4 separate regions of the Homo sapiens genome follow, and regions 1, 3 and 4 are each linked to region 2. Evidence: chromatin contacts called from ENCODE Hi-C or POLR2A ChIA-PET data. All regions are on one chromosome and are shown on one strand. The core of a region is the stretch at or near the end of the contact, and the rest is flanking DNA. Distances in the headings are between cores, read along the strand shown.

Region 1 (4,944 bases), core at 2,323-4,822, 550 kb before region 2:
TGCTGGGCATTAAGTTATAAGAAAAAAAAAATGACCTGTTTCTAGAATGATGTTGGAATAGGTTCTTCCTTGGGACAATAGAAAGGGATGAAAAAGACCCCACCTACTAGACTACCACAACTTTGCACTGTACTTACAGAAAAACCCTCATAAAGGAAACGAAGGGCAAAAGCTTACTTATTAGCTAGAGAAAACAAGCCAAATGTCTAGACCTTTTCAGCAACATTTACGGAGGCTTTTATAGGGCACAGGTTTTGAGTGCAGATGACCTAGGGTTCTATTTACCACTGGATCTTATGGGCACATGACCATGGATAAGTTACTAGACTCTTTGAATTTGTTTTCTCATCAGTAAAGTAGGGATAAAAACCTCATATTTTGCGAGGCTGCTGTAAGAAGCAAATGAGAAGATAAAAATAAGCAAGGCACTCGGCAGGCTCTGGCACACAGAGCTCTGTAAAGTAATGTTCTAGAACTCTGGGCTTCCACTTCTCTGTGGCTAGTTTACCTGCCTTTGCTTCAAGCAGTCCTATAAAACCCTGCTTCTCCTTAGCCATGCCTGATAGGAGGACACTCCAGGGAGTGATGGGAACCTGCTTTTTCATTGTTAGAATTAGTGTAAGAGCTGCGCTTTATGATCTTTGGACAGTACTCCAGTGGGACTGTGTCAGTAAATTAGAAGAATGTAAAATGCTTTGCGTTCCGTATCTCCCAAAACTAATCTTATGGCAAGAGGAGCTTATGAACTACATTCATTAAACATCAACCCTCAAAAAACAGGCATAGCCACTACTTTCAGTCAGCATTTTTCAAATAAAATAGGAGATAATATTCTTTTAAATATCTAAAGCCAAAGTGTGATACTTTTCATCATCAGAATTTTATGTTGCTGTTGTGAATTTGTCTTTTAAAACAAAAAAACCCGTAAGGAAAAAGTGTCCAGTATCTAAGACAACATGCTTAGAAGCTGTGAGTCAGGACCCAGTTTCATAATAAGAGGTAGCATCATTGTCACGTCACTGAGCTTGTTGGGTACCTCTCCAACTCTGACTGAGGCACACACATGTGCATGGCCCTTCTAAAATGTTACTGGCAGGCAGTAAAAGCGGATGTCTGAGAACAGACTGTTTTTTAGGTGCCCAGTAAGCATCAAATCTTGAGGCATTTGGTCTCTCTTCTGGTGAAAGGGGACAAAAGCAAAAAATAACACTGAAGTTTGGGCTTCAGTTCAAAAAATTCTTTAACTCGGGTGCATAAAAGAGTTCCAAGAATACTGACAGTTATCAGAAAGGAAAATCCTAATTAAAATTAACTAACTGGGCTGGGTGCAGTGACTCACACCTGTAATCCCACACTTTGGGAGGCTGAAGCAAGTGGATCACCTGAGGTCAGGAGTTCAAGACCAGCCTGGCCAACATGGAGAAAACCCGTCTCTACTAAAAATACAAAGATTAGCTGGGCATGGTGGCGTGCACCTGTAATCCCAGCTACTTGGTAGACTGAGGTAGGCAGAATTGCTTGAACTCAGGAGGCGGACGTTGTAGTGGACCAAGATCTTGCCACTGCACTCCAGCCAGGGAGACAGAGTGAGACTCCATCTCAAAATAAAAAAAAATTAAATTAAAAACATAAAATTAACTAACTGAAGCTCTTGTGCACATACATGTCACTGCCTGGCCTCTGGGTGACCAGTACCAAGTGGGCCTAACCAGCCTGCTGTGCAATCCAAGTCAGCCATTGCCCCTCTCTGGGCCTCAGTTTCCCTGCCAGCTTTAGCAGAATGGTAGGAAGGCACAATTACAACCTGCAAATGAGACCTAAGAAACCTACTATGTGCCTGTCCCTACACGGGAGACAGACAAGAAGACACTTGTTCCCTGCCCTCAAGAGAACGCTCTGTCTAGACACTTAGACTAAGACCTTAGAGGTTTTTTTTTTTTTTTTTTTTTTTTTTTTTTTGGCAGAGTCTTGCTCTGTTGCCCAGGCTGGAGTGCAATGGCACAATCTTGGCTCACTGCAACCTCCGACTCCGGGGTTCAAGCGATTCTCCCGCCTCAGCCTCCCAAATAGCTGGGATTACAGGCACCCACCACCACACCCAGCTAATTTTTGTATTCTTTGTAGAGATGCGGTTTCGCCATGTTGCCCAGGCTGGTCTCGAACTCCTGAGCTCAAGTGATCCACACGCCGCAGCCTCCCAAAGTGCTGGGATTACAGGCATGAGCCTGGCCCAGAATTTTTTTTAAAAAGTGAGAATCAACAATGAAACAGGAACGTCTCCAGGCATTTGGCGTGTGTCAGGAATTAGGGTTTCAGAAAGGATACCCAAATGTTAGTTTCCACAGGAAAGGCTCATTCAAAGATGGATGGATAGAACTCAGAAACAAATCCTTATGGAGAGGAGTGTTTTACCTAAAACCAGAAATATGGATCTAAAATTTTAACCTTTGGGGTAAGTTTTGGCTTAGGAGGTCTTCCCCGCACCCGTGCAGGGGGGAGCCGGATATTCTGAAAAGACTAGATTTGACAAGGGGTGTGCAAAGCACAACTTTAACAGACACAATGATGGGGTCTGACTGCAAACACAAAATCGACAGAATCACATGCTCTTGTCGTCAGTTACTCTTAGCCCAAAAACCGTTTACTTCTTCCTACTAAGCCTTCTCTGATGACACCCCCGTGAAGTGCTCTGTTAGTGGCTAGACCGTGACCTCCTTGAGCCATCCAGAGCTTGGCACTCAGTAATGTCAGAATGAAGGGCACCAGCCTTTCCCGAACTTGCAGATCCTACAAATCACCCGAGGGAGTGGTTAAAATGAGATTCCTGGACCACACCCAGACCCACTCAATCAATCCTTCTGGACAAAGGCCTAGCTGTCTGTTCTAGTAACAAGCATCCTTCCGATCTGGATACTTAATTATATCAACTCAACACGCTGGGGGTTCGGACAAGTTGCAGGTTCGAAATTACAATCGTGAGCTCAGGTACCCCCCGACTCCAAGGCTTTCGTGCTTTGCTGCCAGGAACCCCCAGGGACCAAAACGTCACGGGGACTGAGGCCCAAGGTCACAACGATTGGCTACTGGTAGGACCGGGTCTCAGAACCAGGTCTCCCCGATCCCAAGCTCGGAGCCGTTTCTCCTCAGCGTGGTGTCCCCGGGGCCTCAGAGTAGGGCCGGCTGCGCAAGGGACGAGGCAGCCGGGGAACGGCAGAAATTCCCAGTCAGGACCCCAGGGAGGTTAGGGCCGGCCCTGGCCCCTCACACCGACTTCTCAGGAATAAACCAGCCGGGGCTTTCAGCGGGGCGGCCGTGGCTGCGTTCCCATCGAGGAACGGGGTGGGAAGAGAAAATGAGAGGATGTGGGAACGAGGGTGGGCCGGGAGGGGACAGTTGAGGGAGCTCTGGCGCTCAGCTGGCCCCCACCACTCTCACCTGCCGCCTGGGCTCGCTCCCGGCTTCTCTCCAGCCGTCGACTCCACGCCTTGCGCCTCTCGCGAGAGGAGGAGGCTCCACGGAGCGACGACTTCCGCCCTCCTTAGGGCCGTGGTCCCGTAGCTACCGGTCGCGTCGCCGTGGGCGACGTGCCCGCTTCCAAAATGGCGGCGGCGGCGGTATCTGGTGCGCTTGGCCGGGCGGGCTGGAGGCTCCTGCAGCTGCGATGCCTGCCCGGTGAGGGGGCTGCCAAGCCGGGGAGAGGCGGGGAGCGCGGAGGGGGCGCGAGGCCGGCTTCAGCTGGGTTCGACGGTGGGGGGAAGAGGCCGTTGGGGCGGCCCACGAGCAAGGTGAGGTGAAGGGCATCGGCGCGGGCTCGGGCGAGCCGCCTGGCTAGCTTCGGCCCTGCTCCGCTGTCTGTGAGGGGCAGATGCAGCGGGGCAGGGCCTGTCACCCCCATTTCATGGAGTTGGCAGAGCCTCAGAGAGGGCTCGGGGTACGAAAGTCACGCAGCCTGAGCCTGTTGGTTACAGAACTGGCAGTCGCAGACCCATTCTCAAGTCCATTGCCAAGTCCACTGGAAGGACAGGTGGACACGGCCACAGAGAGCCTAGTCCATTGTTTCCCGAAAGCCAGCCGTTTCCTCACCACTTCACGAATTCTGTGATACTCTCTTACCACCTTTGCCACTATGTACTCAGTATTTTTATTTTTAAATAGGAGTTCTTAAAGAGGAAACTTTATATCATTGTCATAAATGGAAAACTAATATCGCCTTCCTTAATTAGAACGTATGCATTAACACTTTAGCATACATACATAACTGATGAAACGTTCACCTGTATTTCACCTAAAATCTTCTCATGACCCTCAGTGGTACTACAGTCATACTTTGCATCTGCTCCTTCCTTTTCAAAGTTTTGCGGATATTTGTGCCGTATCTTTCAGTACATGTATTAAAATATTGATATTTTGGCACATACTATTCTGTTTCTTTTTTTTCTTTTTTTTTTTTTTCTGAGACAGGGTCTGGCTCCTCAGCCTCCCAAGGAGCTGGGACTACAAGTGCGTGCCACCCTACTTGGCTTAATTTTGTTGTTGAGACAGAGTCTCACTCTGTCACCCAGGCTGGAGTGCAGTGGTACAATCTCGGCTCACTGCAGCCTCTACCTCCTGGGTTCAAGTGATTCTCCTGCCTCAGCCTTCCTAGTAGCTGGGGTTGTGCCACCATGCCCAGCTAATTTTTTATTTTTAGTAGACGGGGTTTCACCATGTTGGCCAGGCTAGTCCAAAACTCCTGACCTCAAGTTATCTGCCTGCCTCAGCCTCCCAAAGTGTTGGGATTACAGGTATGAGCCACCGCCTAGCCCCCTTTTGTTGTATTTATACAAAATTCCAAACTAAAGATGTGTAGTAAAAGTAATGTCTATGACCCCGCAAATCCACCAAGAGAAATGAAGGTATGTGTCTACAAAAAAGTTAGTACAAGTATATTCATAGCAATTTTAT
Region 2 (5,025 bases), core at 1,108-3,607:
CTTCACGTGACCCAATCCAGAGAGAGAAGCTGCCCAATCACAGAGATGGACAAGGACCTCAGACAAGGCACAGAAGAGGGGCTGGTCAGACAGCCCGAGTCAGTAACCAAGCGGACAGACTACAAGGCTCTGCCTACAGGACATGGGGGCTCTTCAAGGGAGGGTCCCAGCAGTGCCGGGGAGACTCTGCCTTCCCCAGTGATCCGTTCTGTAGAGAAGAGAGAAAGTATGAGCTCGAGGAAGGAACAAGCAGCAGTTTCCTGGGCCTTCTCCCTGTCCTGCCCGCACTCACCACACCATCACAAACCACACATCGGGGAAGGCAGAGGTGCTCAGGGCTGCAGGACTCCTCCCTTCTTAGGCAATCAGAGAGGTCTGCAGCCAGCTCAGCTCCTCCAGGCAGAGGAAATGGCAGCGGCCTCCACCCCCACCCACCTCAGTGCCCCGCCCCTGGGCCAGGACATCCCAGCCTCCACAAGTCCCCTCCAGCTTCCTGCCAACCCTTTAGCTGAGACTCACAGGTGAGAGTCCGGGGTTATCTGCCTACAATACAGAATCCTCCTTAAGGCCCGCAGCTCCTCTCCTGTTGCTACCCTGAGTCTTAATACGGGCCACACCACTTAGAGCTAAGGAGGCCAGACCTCCCAGGTCTGAGAGCCCAGTGGCAAATGGCCTCTGACAGTCAATATTTAGGACAACTACGTGGAACCAAGGACCATTTCAAAAACTCTCACCTATGAGGGACTGACCACACCCCTTCAACTATCCCTGACCACAGGCCCATTCTCTCTCCGCGTGACAGGATGGGTGGCCCTACAGGAACCAGAGCCCATAGGTGATGGGGGCTAGATGAGAGGGCCACAGAACCACCCAGGCTTGATGTCCACACAGCAGAACTTCCTCACTCTGGTTCTCTCCCAGAACTCACACACACACACACACACACACACACACACACAAAGTCCTAAATCCTCTGAATCTCATAGTGTCAAGGCCTGCAGGAAAATGTAAGAAACTGCCCTGGTCTGCCTTGGCAATGCAGGATGCAGCATGCTAACCACAGAGCATTTCTCATCACCTCTCTAGAGACAACTCCATTCCCTTACTCCAAGCCTATAAAGTTCTGGGTAATTGTTGGAAGGTAAAGCCCACCCAGCCCAGGCAAATCTCTAACTCACCACTTTGTGGCAGCATGAGGTAATGCCAGCGAGAGGGAGGAACTTTCAGAGTCAGATGCAACCCACTTCCAGGTTCCCAGCTCATCTGCCTCTTACATTTAAAAGTTTGTAAGTTTTCTCCTGAGCAGAGGAAGAAGGAAGGAGAAGCCTTCACAGGACAGTCTGGCCTCTAACTGCTCTGCCAAAGAAATGTAAGAGTCAGGCTAAAAGCTGTCATCCTCAGCATCTTCCGGAAGGGAGGGAGGAGAGGAGCGGCTGCTCTGGGTGGAGGCAGCAGGTTGCTTGAGCAAGCAGGTACCACTCTAAGCCTTCTCGGGACAGAGAGGGGGAAGGTGGGCTTCTCTGAGCGCCTGTAGGTCCGCTGTGCCAACCCACTGTTTTGTTTGCTTTTTCTGGCATGAATGGCTGTCAGACAGTGTCCCCTGGCTTGGTCTGCAGCACCCCCTGCCCACCCTGGCCCTCCTGCAGCAAGGTGCAGCCAGGAAGCCTCTGTGATCACTCCGCAAAGGGGAGAGAGGAGGCAAGGAGAGGCAGGGGAGGCCCCCCACCTGCGCCCCACCCCGTCTCTTCTTCCTCCCTGAGAAACCGAATGAAAGCCGATCACCTCCCGCCGGCCCTGCCTGCAGGCCCAGCTGGGCTGCGTCCTGTCAGCCCTCGTCCGGGATGGCCCGGCCGCTGCGACCCGAGGGCGAGCCCCGAGGGCGGCCGGGCTGGAGAAAGGCCCCAGGGCTACAGGCCGGGCCCAGGAAGCGGCTGCGCCTCGAGGCCCGGCCTGGGCCGCCCAGAAGCTCAAGAGGCCGCTAGGTCGCGGCGGAGGGGCGCGGGGGGGCGGCCGGGCCGGCAGAGGAAGGGGTGCGGCGGGCGCGGGGGTGGCCCCCAGATGCGGCCCCGGGCGCCCCGCCGCTCACCTGCTCCAGGCCGCCTGCAGGGCAGGCGCGGGGCGAGCGGCGACCAGCTGCTCTCTCGGCCGCCCCTTTATTCCGGCTCCATCCGCGGCGGCGCGGCCTACGCGCGCTGCCAATCCCCGGCCTCGCGTAGCGGCTGCGGCCGGACCGGGGGCGGGGGACGGGCTAGCGGCGGCCGGAACGGAGGAAGCGACGCGCGCTGCCGGAGTAGCGGGGCCGGGGCGAGGAGCGCCGGGAGGGCGGGCGGACGGACCGATGGCCTTGCGGAGACGGGCGGACGGGCGGGCGGCGCGGGGGCCAGGGAGGCGGGGCCGGGGGAGGAGCGGCATCCCGGGCGGCGGCGGCCAATGCGGGAGGAGCGGGCGGCGCGGAGCGAGGCCGCCCCCTGCCGGGGACCCCGTGGCCGGGCCAGGTCGGACAAGCCGGGTGCTCCGGGCGGTTTTCGAGTCGCCAGGCCTGGGCGCCTCGACTAACCGAGGAAGGGCGCTCTGCTTCCGGCCACCCCGCTCGGGCTTAGGGGAGGGGGCTCCGGGTGACCGCCCTCGGCCCGGCTCTGCGCAGGAGAGGAGGGGCCTCCTAGAGGCTCTGGTCTGCCACAATTGATCCGCCCCTAACTGCTCAGCTTGGCTTTTAGGGGCTTGGACTTTGGGCTGGTTTGAGGAGGGGGCTCCAGGACCTCTGATCCTGGCCGGGCTCGGGGCAGGCAGGGGTCTCCGCTGGGTCTAGTGCGCTGACCCGGGACTGTCGTGTCTGGTATGTCTGGTCCCGGGTGGCTGCAGACAGCAGCGGGCAGAAAGGTGAGGGCCCTGAGCGATATATGAAATGGGTACACGAAGGCTGGGGAGGTCCCAGCGGGGTGCCGGGAGGCTGCAGGTGACCAGATCCGCGTGCGCAGCCGGCAGACAGCTTGGAGTCGGTGGGCTGAATCTTCACCACTGTCCTGCCGGGTTCCGCCCCTCCCGGCTCCGCCCCGAGGCGGTGCCAGCCCAGGCCCCGCCCCTGGGAGGGCGCTTCCGGCACAGCGGAACTCCGGGTGCCGGTTGAGGTTGCTGGTGGACCTGCTCTGGTGGTCTTGGATGAGGCCCCATGAGCGCGGCGCCCCTGGTGGGCTACAGCAGCAGCGGCTCCGAGGATGAGTCCGAGGACGGGATGCGGACCAGGCCGGGGGATGGGAGCCACCGTCGGTGAGGAGTGAGGAAGTCTCTCCGGAGGGCGCGCGCATTCACCCTAGAGCCAGACGGGACCCGAATGTCTGGGGGTGGAGTGGGGAGGGAGGATGCGGGGCGGCTCTGGGAAGGAAAAGGGGACGCAGGAAGAAAGGAGGATCCAGAAGATATACCCCTCCCCCCCACCCCAGACAAAGCTCCAGAGTGGCCCCACCTGGCTAGGGCCAAGTTGGGAGGCCAGACCTGGGTTCGGGTCCAGCCTCGCGCTGGCCCACTCTATCGCCTGGCACACATCCCTGTACCATCCTAGGTCCGTTTCCTGATTTGAATACAATTGCGATAGTAATACTTGCTAAAGCGTAGGGAGAGCCTTTTCATTCATCCAGTAAATATTCACTGAGCACCCACTCCCTGCCAGGCTGGGGTCTGGTAATTCAGTGGTGAACAAAACCGTCGGCCTTACTTCCTGGGGCTTAGATTCTTAAATGCTAGGCCTTATCTTTGCTGAGTGCTTTACAAGCAGTAGCTCAGTTGATCCCACAATTGCTCTATCAGGTAGACATATACTTTCAGATGAGGCATTTGAGGCCCAGAAAGGGGACATGACTTGCCCAAGGTCATAGAGCTAGAAAGTGCTACTCCAGCTGCAGCCTGTCCAGCTTGGAAATGTGACCCCTGAACCACATTGTTGCATGCCCTGTTGTTTCCCATGGGGACCTTGTGCCCCAGAGTTGGAGACCCCAATGAGACAATACTGGAGAAACAATTTCGCTATCTAGAAGCTGCTTCCAGCACCAGGCTGGAAACACACACTCAGAGCCACCATATATAAGGGGTTACAACTTTTGTGGTATATACAAAGGTAGAGAATGCTAACAGGATAAATGTACTCATTTTTCTTTTTTTCTTTTGCAGTGGCCAGAGCCCCCTTCCCAGGCAGAGATTTCCAGTACCTGACAGTGTGCTGAACATGTTCCCGGGCACCGAGGAGGGGCCTGAAGATGACAGCACAAAACACGGGGGACGGGTGCGCACCTTCCCCCACGAGCGAGGCAACTGGGCCACCCACGTCTATGTACCATGTGAGTGATGTGTGAAAGGCAAGTTGCCAAGACCCATAGACCCGTAGGTGCCTCATGAAGGGCAGAATCTGGCCCCAACTAGAAGGAAGAAACCAGAAACCTCTAACACTGGTGGTGGGAAAGTCATTGACTTAGCAGAGAAAGAGCAGGTTTCAAGAACTGGGGATTTTTCTGTCATCTTGGTTTTGAATTCGTAGCCTAAAATGTGTATTACCTCTGGGTATAATATTCTCCCTGTTCACGAGGAGGTGACCAAAGGAGAATCTGGAGCAGGGTGTCAAGGTCATGCCAGGCACTTTATTTCTGAGAGGGCCCTGGGTACGCTGGGTGTGCAAGGTTCAAATCCCACCCTAGCTCTGATCAGCAGGTGGAAGACAAAAAATGCCCAGGCTTCAGAGTCAGACCTCACTCCGCTGCCCACTACTCTGGGTGCCCTTTATAAGATACTAGACTTCTCAGAGCTTCAGTTTCTTCAAATCTAAAATGGGGGTAGCACTGGCTAGGCCAGGTGGCTCACACCTATAGTCCCAGCACTTTGGGAAGCGGAGGCAGGCAGATCACTTGAGCCCAGGTGTTTGAGACCAGCCTCGGCAACAGGTAGAAACCCTGTTTCTACCAAAAATACAAAAAAATTAGCCAGGTGTGGTGGCACACGCCTATGGTTCCCACTACTTGAGAGGCTGAGGTAGGCGGA
Region 3 (5,020 bases), core at 2,131-4,630, 630 kb after region 2:
ATAAAATACAGCATTTCAAAATGGCAGACTACTAGGCTGGGCACGGTCACTCATGCCTGTAATCCCAGCACTTTGGGAGGCCGACGCGGGTGGATCACGAGGTCAAGAGTTCGAGACCAGCCTGACCAACATAGTGAAACCCCGTCTCTACCAAAAATACAAAAATTAGCTGGGTGCAGTGGTGCGCGCCTGTAATCCCAGCTACTTGGGAGGCTGGGGCAGGAGAATCGCTTGAACCCAGGAGGCGGAGGTTGTAGTGAGCTGAGATCGCACCACTGCATTCCAGCCTGGGCAACAGGGTGAGACTCCGTCTCAAAAAAAAAAAGGCAGACTACTATTTTTGTTAATGTGGGACAAAATACTCATAACAAATATTTTGCAAAATTTTTTTTTAATTTAATTTTCTTTTTTGTAAAGACAGGGTCTCACCATGTTGCCCAGGCTGGTCTCTAACTCCTAGTCTCAAGCATCCTCCTCCCTCATCCTCCCAAAAAGCTAGGATACAGGCTTGAGCCACTTGCCTGGGCCAAAAAAATTAGTCCCAAAATATGACAGCACTCAATTAGAATTATTGTGGACAAATTCCATTCTCTGGTATTGGGTACCAAAGACGTGTTTGTTATTACACAGAAAGAAATAATCAAGTTCATAAATTCAAACTGGTTAAAAAGAAAGCTTCTCGGCTGGGCACCGTGGCTCACGTCTGTAATCCCAGCACTTTGGGAGGGTGAGGCGGGTGGATCATGAAGTTAAGAGTTCGAGACCATCCTGGCCAACATGGTGAAACCCTGTCTCTATTAAAATACAAAAATTAGCTGGGTGTGGTGGCGGGCACCTGTAGTCCCAGCTACTCGAGGGGCTGAGGCAGAATTGCTTGAACCCTGGAGGCAAAGGTTGCAGTGAACCGAGATTGTGTGCTGCTGCACTCCAGCCTGGTGACAGAGCGAGACTCCATCTCAAAAAAAAAAAAAAAAAAAAAGTTTCTCATAACCAGATCAGAATCTATCCTAAAACATACTCAGAAAAAGTAACATGCAAGGTAATTTGAAATCAGACTTTAAAGCATGTTTTGAAAAGATGGCAAGCATTTCCATTTGTTTTCATAGCTTTTTTTAATGACTTGACTCCAAATAAGAAGGATGTCTTATTATTTAGCTTGACAACATCTATGTTAAAGAGACTAGGATCTAAACCCCGAAGAGAAATTCAGAAACTAGAAAAAAAGAAAATGAACCCGGGGTGTTAAGCTGGGAACCAAAAAGAGCACATTTCAATTCTTTTCCACCGTAATGCCACAAAACCGTACCTTAAAACTTCTAAGATTACAATCTTAGGTAAGAAAAGGAAATATTTTCAGTTACAAATAGACATGTCTTTGCGCCTTCATTCTAGACTTTTTTTTGAGACGGAGTCTCCCCGTCCCCCAGGCTGGAGTGCAGTAGCTCTATCTCGGCTCACTGCAACCTCCGCCTCCCGGGTTCAAGCAATTCTCCTGCCTCAGCCTCCCAAGTAGCTGGGATTACAGGCACCTGCCACCACGCCCGGCTAATTTTTGTATTTTTAGTAGAGACGCGGTTGTGACATGTTGGCCAGGCTGGTCTCGAACTCCTGACCTCTGGTGATTCACCTACCTTGGCCTCCCTAAGTGCTGGGATTACAGGCGTGAGCCACCGCGCCCAGTCGATTCTAGACTTGTTTCCACTAAGACTTGGGGAACCCACACTTGTTGAAAAGGAACTAACTCTCCAAACTAGTTTTATCAACATGCTATCATTTCAGTCAAAGCACAGCTAGCCACCTAAAACCATGTATCATCAATGCATATTCTCCTTAGACAAGGTAACAATTTGCAGTATCCTAAAACATAATTATTTAAACTGTTACCACATGTCTTCTTAATAGCTAAAATACTCTGCTGCCAATCTTTAAAAGGGTAGGAATACCAACCGGGACCACAGATCACTTAAGTATTAAACCCAAGTACCTATAGAAAAAAATTGTTCTTAATCTGTTTGACCTTCCTCCTAATATTTTACTTGCCTTCCCTCATTTTTTTAATCCATGTATTCCCTATTCCTATCAAAGGGGCTGTCATAAGGAAAACGTTCGGCATTGTTTCAAACAGTATAATTATATTCACTCAATCACTGACTTAAAAAAAAAAAAAAACCCAAGTAGTCACAGGCTATCGAATTGTAGAGAAATCGGCAGGGTAGGTTAAGCATTGTTACTCAGTTTTCAGGAAGAAAACAGACTTTATTAGAGTCCTAAGAAATGTGACATTTGATTAACTTCATGGGAAAAGTTTGTCATAAAGTTTATTTTAAATACAACATTTTCAAACGCACAGATGTCAAGCATTCTTTTTTAATCTACAAAGCTTACTCCTCGGGGAGTTAGTATCTGTGAGCCCTCTTGGGTGAATTCTGCAAAGGAGGTGGTACTGAAAAAGTATTATTTGTGTTTGGCCTTAAGTACCTCTACAAGACCTGCCGTGGATCTTATCAGCCTTGAGGCCTACAAGTGCTCAGCTCACTAGCGGGACACTTGTCCTGGGTGAGCAGGACCGCCACTACTGCAGACACCGGACCGAGTAGGTGGGGGCCAACTTCAAAGAAAGTGTGAGCGCCCAGGCGCGCGAGTGGAACAAAACCTGTAGCAAGTAATAAGGAAGTGCTTGCTCCCGCCCGCCCTTCCCATCCGGGGACACCCGAAACCTGGGGGGCTTTGACAACGTGCTGGGGGCGTAAGACGGGGAGAGTGGCAGCTCCGAGTACACGGAGAAGAACTGGAAACATGCAAAAACTCCAAACACGGTCCCCCCCGCCAGAAGCCCTAGGCCTCGGAAGCCGATGCCCACTGCAACCATCAGGGAGCAGAGACAGAAACAGTAGTTAAGGAGGTCGTGGAGGTCTCAGAGGGGTGCAACCCGCGCGAAGCCAGGCCCAGCGACACGAACTGCCGCCGCTGCCGCCCCCTGAGCCTCCAGGCCCGGGACAGAGACCACCATGGGTCTCACCCCGCGCTCTACCCTCCGCTTCCTGGAGCCTTCTCGCTGGCCTCTCATCTTCAGAGCGCGAAGCCTCCGAGAGCCGTGTGGAGAAGAGTCCGCCCTCTCCCGCCTCGTCCCACTTCCCCGTCCCGGCTGCCTCTCACTCCCTAGAGCTCCGGGAAACGCTTCCAGTGGCCCCAGGTCCACCCCTGTTCCTCCTCCCACCGGCTCTCGCGTTCCCAAGCTGACACCGCCACCCTACCCTAGCCCCTGACGCCAACCCGCCTCACCTCAGGCGGCTCCGGCAGCGCTGGACACAGGAAACTCCTGGGTCCCCGACTCCGGCTCTCCTCGACCCCCTCTTCGGTTAACTCCGCTTGTTTCTCTACAAAATGGCGCCGGAGGTCGCGCGCTCACGTCGCGGCCTTTCCCCTCCCCGTTCCCATTTCATCATTCGCTGCCCGCCCGAGGAGGGATGGCCCCAGAGCCAGCCAATGGCCGCGCCCCGCCTGTGGCTTCTACCCAATCACCGACAGGTGCCCGCGGATTTAAACCAATCACACTCTATCACTTGCAGAAGTCGAGGAAGAAATCAGGCTCCTGCTAGCAACTACCAATCCGGCCTCCTACTTCGCGGACTTTGGCCAATTGCCGCTCACCAGGCCCAGGGGACCGGAGTCAGAGCCCTCGCGCCTGCGCTCGAGGCGAGGGCCAATAGGGAGAGGCTGATAACTTCGATTTGGGGCTTCACGTACTTCCCACCTGCCCTGGAGGGCTGCGACCAGTGGGGCTTGGCATTGCCTTTGAGGAACAATAAATTATGGAAGGGGCCCATAACTCCTCGCCACCCTGCGCGGGAACTACTTTGAATTACAGTGAAACAGCTTTCCTCCACTTTCCTTCCTCTTTCGAAATGTCACGGTCCAGTAGACTTCGGGGATTCCCAACCGAAACAATCCCCTCCCCTAGTGTCCCTTTGGCGGGGAACGCCAGCCAGAAAGCAAGCCAGGTTGTGACTAGAGTTGGGGCGCTTTGCATCCTGGGATGTGTAGTCGCGCTCCTCTACCCCGTTCCCATCGCAGAAGTAATGCGTCTTCGTTCGTCGCTGCGCCCTAGAAGGAGCAGTGCATGCTGGGGGTTGTAGTCACCCAGGTGGCCACCTTGTCCTCGCTTGCTTCGCTTTGGTCAAGGGAACTTTCTGTTTTAGTTCTGTCTATTGAAGAAGGGACACCTTCCAGAGACGCCTTCCAGAGACGTAGGAGACGCAAGTTCTCTTCCTGGCTTAAGTCCTAGAAGCCGTCTAAGAAAGGATACCCATGTCCTTTGCTCTCAAGAGAAAAAGCATAGAAACATATTTTGCTATGGTTTGTTTGTTAACTATGATAGTTGGTAAGATTTTATACTCACCTGTACCCAAAAGAGAAAGGATTGGGAAGGAAGTGTTGACTGGTTAGCTCTATTACCTTTTGAAATTAAGGCCGGGCGCGGTGGCTCACGCTTGTAATACCAGCTCTTTGGGAGGCTGAGGCGGGTGGATCACGACGTCAGGTGATCGAGACCATCCTGGCTAACACGGTGAAACCCCATCTCTACTAAGATACAAAAAATTAGCCGGGCGTGGTGGCGCACACCTGTAATCCCAGCTACTTAGGAGGCTGAGGCAGGAGAATCGCTTGAACCCGGGAGGCGTGGGTTGCAGTGAGCAGAGATCGCGCCACTGCACTCCAGCCTGAGCGACAGAGCAAAACTCTGTCTCAAAAAAAAAAAAAAAAAAAAAAAGGCAGGGCGCTGCGGATCACGCCTGCAATCCCAGCACTTTGGGAGGCCGAGGCGGGCGGATCACGAGGTCAGGAGATGGAGACCATTCCGGCTAACACGGTGAAACCCCGTCTCTACTAAAAATACAGAAAAATTAACCGGGCGTAGTGGCGGGCGCCTGTAGTCCCAGCTACTCGGGAGGCTGAGGCAGGAGAATGGCGTGAACCCGGGAGGCAGAGGTCGCAGTGAGCCGAGATCGCGCCGCTTGAC
Region 4 (4,670 bases), core at 1,077-3,576, 810 kb before region 2:
ATACTTTCCATGTTTAAAGAAATAAAATTAAGCCTCAAAATAGTAAGAAATAAAAAACTGTAAAAGTGTCACAAACCAAACAGAACTTCAGAAACTAAAAATTGCAATATATGATTTAAGATTTCAGAGGCCGAGTTTAATAACAATGGAAATAACTTGAGAATAAATTATCCAGAATGTACTACGAAAGAACAGAGTAAAAGACATAGAGAAAAGAGTGAAAAGGTTTAGTTAAATCGATAAAAAAAAAAAGAGAAACAATGGGAAGAAGCAATATATGCATATAAAATGGCTGAGAATTTTACAGAATTAATGAAAGACACTAATCCACAGATTCAAGAAGTCTAATAAATACCAAACAAATTGAACAAAAACAAACCCATAGTTCCATAGAGCATAGTGGAAATACAGAAAACCAAACACAAAACAATCTTTTTTTTAAACTTGTCGATACTTGATTTTAGACAAAACAATCTTAACAACATATTCTATAGTAAAGAGTGAAACATAATATTTAAGAATGAAGACAAAGTATGTTCAAAAGGTGACTAATGGTGAACACGTTGAAAATGCTTAATTTAGCTGCCATAAAGGCATAATTACACTATGACTGACCCTGTACGTACATCGCACTTGTTACTTGATTTACCACATACGTGGTTTTCAATAGCTAAAGCAGCAGCTTGATTCTAACCAAGCATCACCATTCTTGGAAGATGAAAGTGAAGACTGATAATCAACTAAATGGTTTTGACACAATTATTCCTTTCTTATATCATGAAGCACTTCCCCACAGGGTAAGGACATGAAGACTTCAGTTGAGAAAGATAATCGGGCAGCCTCTACTTTCAGATCCTTACAAATTGTTCGCAGGTCATCTAACTAAAAGACTGTAAAAGCTGCTGTCGGCTCAATACTTTGTATCAAAAAGGAGTCTACCCACTGATTCCCTTCAAATATTTCAGAAGGGTGCCTTCCATTTTATGGTGTCCCTGTGGACACATGAATACACCAAATAACTGATGAATCGACAAATCTTATGTCACAGGTGGTAGGCAAGAGGTCATCGGGAATTCCGATCACCAGGCTCGCATCTGGCTTCTTGGGTCCCACTCCTGAACTAACCAGTCGGGCTACCCGAGCGTGCGGGAGTCTGAGAAACTGCATTTTAAAAGGGCCCCAGGAGATCTTGTTTTCCACTAACATTAAAGAACCACGACTACGAACAAACAGGTCTCCCCCTTTCCTCTGTGTGGACTGACAGTCACAAGGACCACCAACTCTCAAGCATGACGCTTCAACTCTCTTTGTTTCTTAAGTTTTCTGCAAAACGGGCCAGCTGGCTTGTTTTCCGTAATAGAAAATTCGCTTGGCACAGCAACTGGTACATGGCACACAATAAATGTGCTTCCCATCCTGCACTGCCATTCTGGGATTCAACCATTTCCAACCAGACGCCGCACATCCGAGTGAGTAACCTGGACCTGTTCCAAGACCTCTGGAACGGAGCCTGCTACTCACTTGAAACCTGGGTGGCCCTACCTAGCAGAAAATTGGGGAAACCCCATTAAACGCCCGGCAGTGTTGGGCCCGCCTGAAAGGGTCCTCGCCGCGACCCAGATGCCTTCCCGCGGGCACCCTCAGCTCCCCTCAGGCTGGGCCCGCAAGCCCCAGGCTTCGGCTACTCCGGACAAGGAGCGGGTGCGCGGACTGAGAACAGGCCTGGCCCTAACCCTAACAGCAGCCGCAGCTCATCTCTTCCGTAAGGAAGCTGGAACCCAGGTGTCGCCGCCAGGCCAGGACCGAGGCCGCACTCACCTACCGGCGCGCGGGAGGCGAGACGACCTCACCTCGGCGGCGCCCACCCCAAACCGCCACCGCAGAGCCGCTCGCTCTTAAAAAAGAAAAAAAAATGAAAGGAAGAAAGAAAGAAACAGAGGAAGGAATGAATGAAAGAAAGAAAAAAAAAAAGAAAATAGCCTTTGCTTTTGTATTTCTTTTGACCCTTCAGGGCTTCCTGTTCCTCACCGCCACAATAGAGTCCCGCCCCACTTCCGGCGACGTAACCCAATCCGCGGAGCTCTTCCTCCCCGGGAGCCCGATGGAAATCCGGTACCCTGAAAACGAGCCGGAGAGACTTGATTGGGCCATTCACGCCTCAGGATGAGGACTGGCCAGTCTGCGCCTGGAGGGCGGGCCGGTCCCGCTGATCACGTGACACGATTTTTGAAAGGTGATTGGCTGTCAAGGAGAGGGCTTGCCACCGAGGAAGGGGCGTTTCCTAGGGGACTGAGGGAGGGCTGGGGCGGTACGAAGCGGGGGTGGGCTCTGCGCGTAATGGCAGCGCCGTGGCCTCGCGTCCATCTTTGCCGTTCTCTCGGACCTGTCACAAAGGAGTCGCGCCGCCGCCGCCGCCCCCTCCCTCCGGTGGGCCCGGGAGGTAGAGAAAGTCAGTGCCACAGCCCGACCGCGCTGCTCTGAGCCCTGGGCACGCGGAACGGGAGGGAGTCTGAGGGTTGGGGACGTCTGTGAGGGAGGGGAACAGCCGCTCGAGCCTGGGGCGGGCGGACCGGACTGGGGCCGGGGTAGGCTCTGGAAAGGGCCCGGGAGAGAGGTGGCGTTGGTCAGAACCTGAGAAACAGCCGAGAGGTTTTCCACCGAGGCCCGCGCTTGAGGGATCTGAAGAGGTTCCTAGAAGAGGGTGTTCCCTCTTTCGGGGGTCCTCACCAGAAGAGGTTCTTGGGGGTCGCCCTTCTGAGGAGGCTGCGGCTAACAGGGCCCAGGTGAGAGGCAGCTATCTATCTCCTGGGGTGGCTCCTGGTACCGATGGGGTCCTGACCTACTCAGGGGTGCCCGGGATAGAAAGGGTAGATGAAGGGACGCTTTAGGAGGGTTCTTTTTGTGGAGTTTACGGTCTAGGTGGCACGGATGAGGCATACCTCCCCGGGGAGATTTAGAAACGCCTTGGGATAGAGAGAGAATGGGGCTAGGAAGCAGGAGCTAGAACTAGCGGAATGTCCTACTACGGAAGCCGGAGCTGAAAATTGGGTAAGGACCTTGGGGAGAGGGGATTTCTGGGCGGTGATGGGAAGAAGACACCTCCATCCACAGGAAAGCCAGAGTGGGGAGTAGTGAAAGGGAAACGGGAATTATTCCCTCTCTCTGTAGATCGACCAGGTGTCCCAGACACAGGATCCAACTGCTTCCGGGCTTATTGCCCGAGTGGGGTGGGGAGAGTCTATCCCACCAACACCCCTTGCGTGAGTCCAAATTAGGCATTTGTCTCTCCTGCTGCCTCACTTTCCCCGTCTTTGGGGAGGGAAACCGACTGAGACCGAGGCGGTCGGCTGAGACTCCGAGGTCCTGTCTTGTATAGTTCTCTGAGAGAGGTTGCTCCCCCTGGAGTGTTGTACTTTGAACTTTGAAGGGTTAGAAGTGTCTGTTATCGACTGAGTAGAATCCCGCAGTTTTCCAGGCCCTTTACCTACCATCTGTTCTTGCTTAGTGGAGTGACTTAACCTCCTTAAGTCTCTACTGTAAAATAACCAGCGCAGTATGTGAAAGTACAAATTACAAGCTGCGTGAACGTAAGTTAGTGTGATTCTACCACCAAACGGGTTGCTGTTGAGGAATAAAAGTGAAGGCACTTTCTAAAATGTAAAGTAGTATGTAGAGGTAAGGGGTGGGATTAATACAGTCGTTGTCTGTCACCTGCGGAGTGCTGGGAGCCATATTGTACTGAAAGCTTCAAGGTTCACAGCTTCTTAGGTCATATTAAGATCTAAACCCATGGTTTCAAACCCTGCTTAGATGGGGATGGTGGGATTTCCAGCTTTTGCTCTCAGAGTTTTCATTTACTTTGAACTTCTTATGGTGCTGGCAGGAGTTACCACTGTAATATCTTTTCCTTCAGGAATTATTTTCCCCTAACAGCTGAAATTTTCCTCTAAGTAATTTGATCTCAACATTGTAAACCTCCTCCCCCTTTTGCATATATATATGCATGGCTTTTGGATGTCTACAGGCAGTGAATATCATACTTTCTCCCTCAGTTGTGATTTGTAAAGACTGCCTTTTTTCCTCCACGAATACTATGCGTTGTTGTGGTAGCCCTAGACTATAGATTATGAGGCATGTTGGAAGTTGCTTTTAAATTTCTCTTGCACAGTGGTTCTCTTTATTTTTCCCCTTATGTGGACTTTGCATTTCCTGGGATGGTATCTTGCTTTGTAGATCCCTCTATGAGATTGTAAGAGACTTGTGTCCCTGTATGACATTTTACTAGTGTTTGGTTCGTCGTACTTGTTAGAGATGGTTTTCCAAATATCGGGCAATCATTTCCTGGGATGGTATCTTGCTTTGTAGATCCCTCTATGAGATTGTAAGAGACTTGTGTCCCTGTATGACATTTTACTAGTGTTTGGTTCGTCGTACTTGTTAGAGATGGTTTTCCAAATATCGGGCAATTTATATGGGATTTTTTCCGAAGTAATTTAGTTGTGTTTTTGGTTTTTTTGTTTGTTTGTTTTTTGAGACGGAGTTTCGTTCTTGTTGCCCAGGCTGGAGTGCAGTGGCGCTATCTCGGCTCACTGCAACCTCCGCCTCCTGGGTTCAAGCGATTCTCCTGCCTCAGCCTCCGGAGTAGCTGGGATTACAGGCATGTACCACCA

Evidence for each region. Hi-C counts contacts between places; a loop is a spot of excess contacts on that map. ChIA-PET counts read pairs that join two places held with the same protein, here RNA polymerase II (POLR2A). Pooled maps may share reads with other maps.
Region 1: a loop to region 2 is called in a map of gastrocnemius medialis, with 19 times the contacts of the local background. The contact joins the promoter of COQ9 here to the promoter of ZNF319 in region 2. A Hi-C loop is called at or near these places in 2 of 168 maps with a recorded cell type or tissue (gastrocnemius medialis and sigmoid colon), 1 of 37 single-sample maps with no recorded cell type and 10 of 50 pooled maps.
Region 3: a loop to region 2 is called in a map of B cell, with 36 times the contacts of the local background. The contact joins the promoter of CNOT1 here to the promoter of ZNF319 in region 2. A Hi-C loop is called at or near these places in 6 of 168 maps with a recorded cell type or tissue (B cell, CD4-positive, alpha-beta T cell, CD8-positive, alpha-beta T cell and 3 more), 6 of 37 single-sample maps with no recorded cell type and 20 of 50 pooled maps. POLR2A ChIA-PET finds 5 or more read pairs at or near these places in 2 of 52 experiments (K562 and activated B cell).
Region 4: a map of B cell shows a loop between it and region 2 (30-fold over the local background). The contact joins the promoter of RSPRY1 here to the promoter of ZNF319 in region 2. A Hi-C loop is called at or near these places in 1 of 168 maps with a recorded cell type or tissue (B cell), 2 of 37 single-sample maps with no recorded cell type and 9 of 50 pooled maps. POLR2A ChIA-PET finds 5 or more read pairs at or near these places in 1 of 52 experiments (RWPE1).

The regions. Positions count from the first base shown.
Region 1 is chr16:57,443,907-57,448,850 of GRCh38, forward strand. It overlaps COQ9 (coenzyme Q9), which reads left to right and starts at 3,573. Exons shown (of 9, transcript NM_020312.4): 1 at 3,573-3,672. The coding sequence starts at 3,600. It overlaps CIAPIN1 (cytokine induced apoptosis inhibitor 1), which reads right to left and starts at 3,479. Exons shown (of 9, transcript NM_020313.4): 1 at 3,436-3,479. RefSeq lists an enhancer at 3,391-3,685.
Region 2 is chr16:57,998,315-58,003,339 of GRCh38, forward strand. It overlaps ZNF319 (zinc finger protein 319), which reads right to left and starts at 2,358. Exons shown (of 2, transcript NM_020807.3): 1 at 1,179-2,358; 2 at 1-208. USB1 (U6 snRNA biogenesis phosphodiesterase 1) reads left to right here and starts at 3,093. Exons shown (of 7, transcript NM_024598.4): 1 at 3,093-3,267; 2 at 4,165-4,331. The coding sequence starts at 3,170. RefSeq lists enhancers at 1,442-1,711, 2,569-2,738, 2,911-3,205, 3,232-3,331 and silencers at 1,832-1,961, 2,012-2,611, 2,902-3,151.
Region 3 is chr16:58,626,446-58,631,465 of GRCh38, forward strand. CNOT1 (CCR4-NOT transcription complex subunit 1) reads right to left here and starts at 3,381. Exons shown (of 49, transcript NM_016284.5): 1 at 3,283-3,381. RefSeq lists enhancers at 2,458-3,134, 3,135-3,810, 3,259-3,468, 3,759-4,248.
Region 4 is chr16:57,184,003-57,188,672 of GRCh38, forward strand. It overlaps RSPRY1 (ring finger and SPRY domain containing 1), which reads left to right and starts at 2,327. Exons shown (of 15, transcript NM_133368.3): 1 at 2,327-2,449. PSME3IP1 (proteasome activator subunit 3 interacting protein 1) reads right to left here and starts at 2,037. Exons shown (of 7, transcript NM_024946.4): 1 at 1,819-2,037. RefSeq lists enhancers at 1,662-1,711, 3,023-3,667 and a silencer at 2,412-2,621.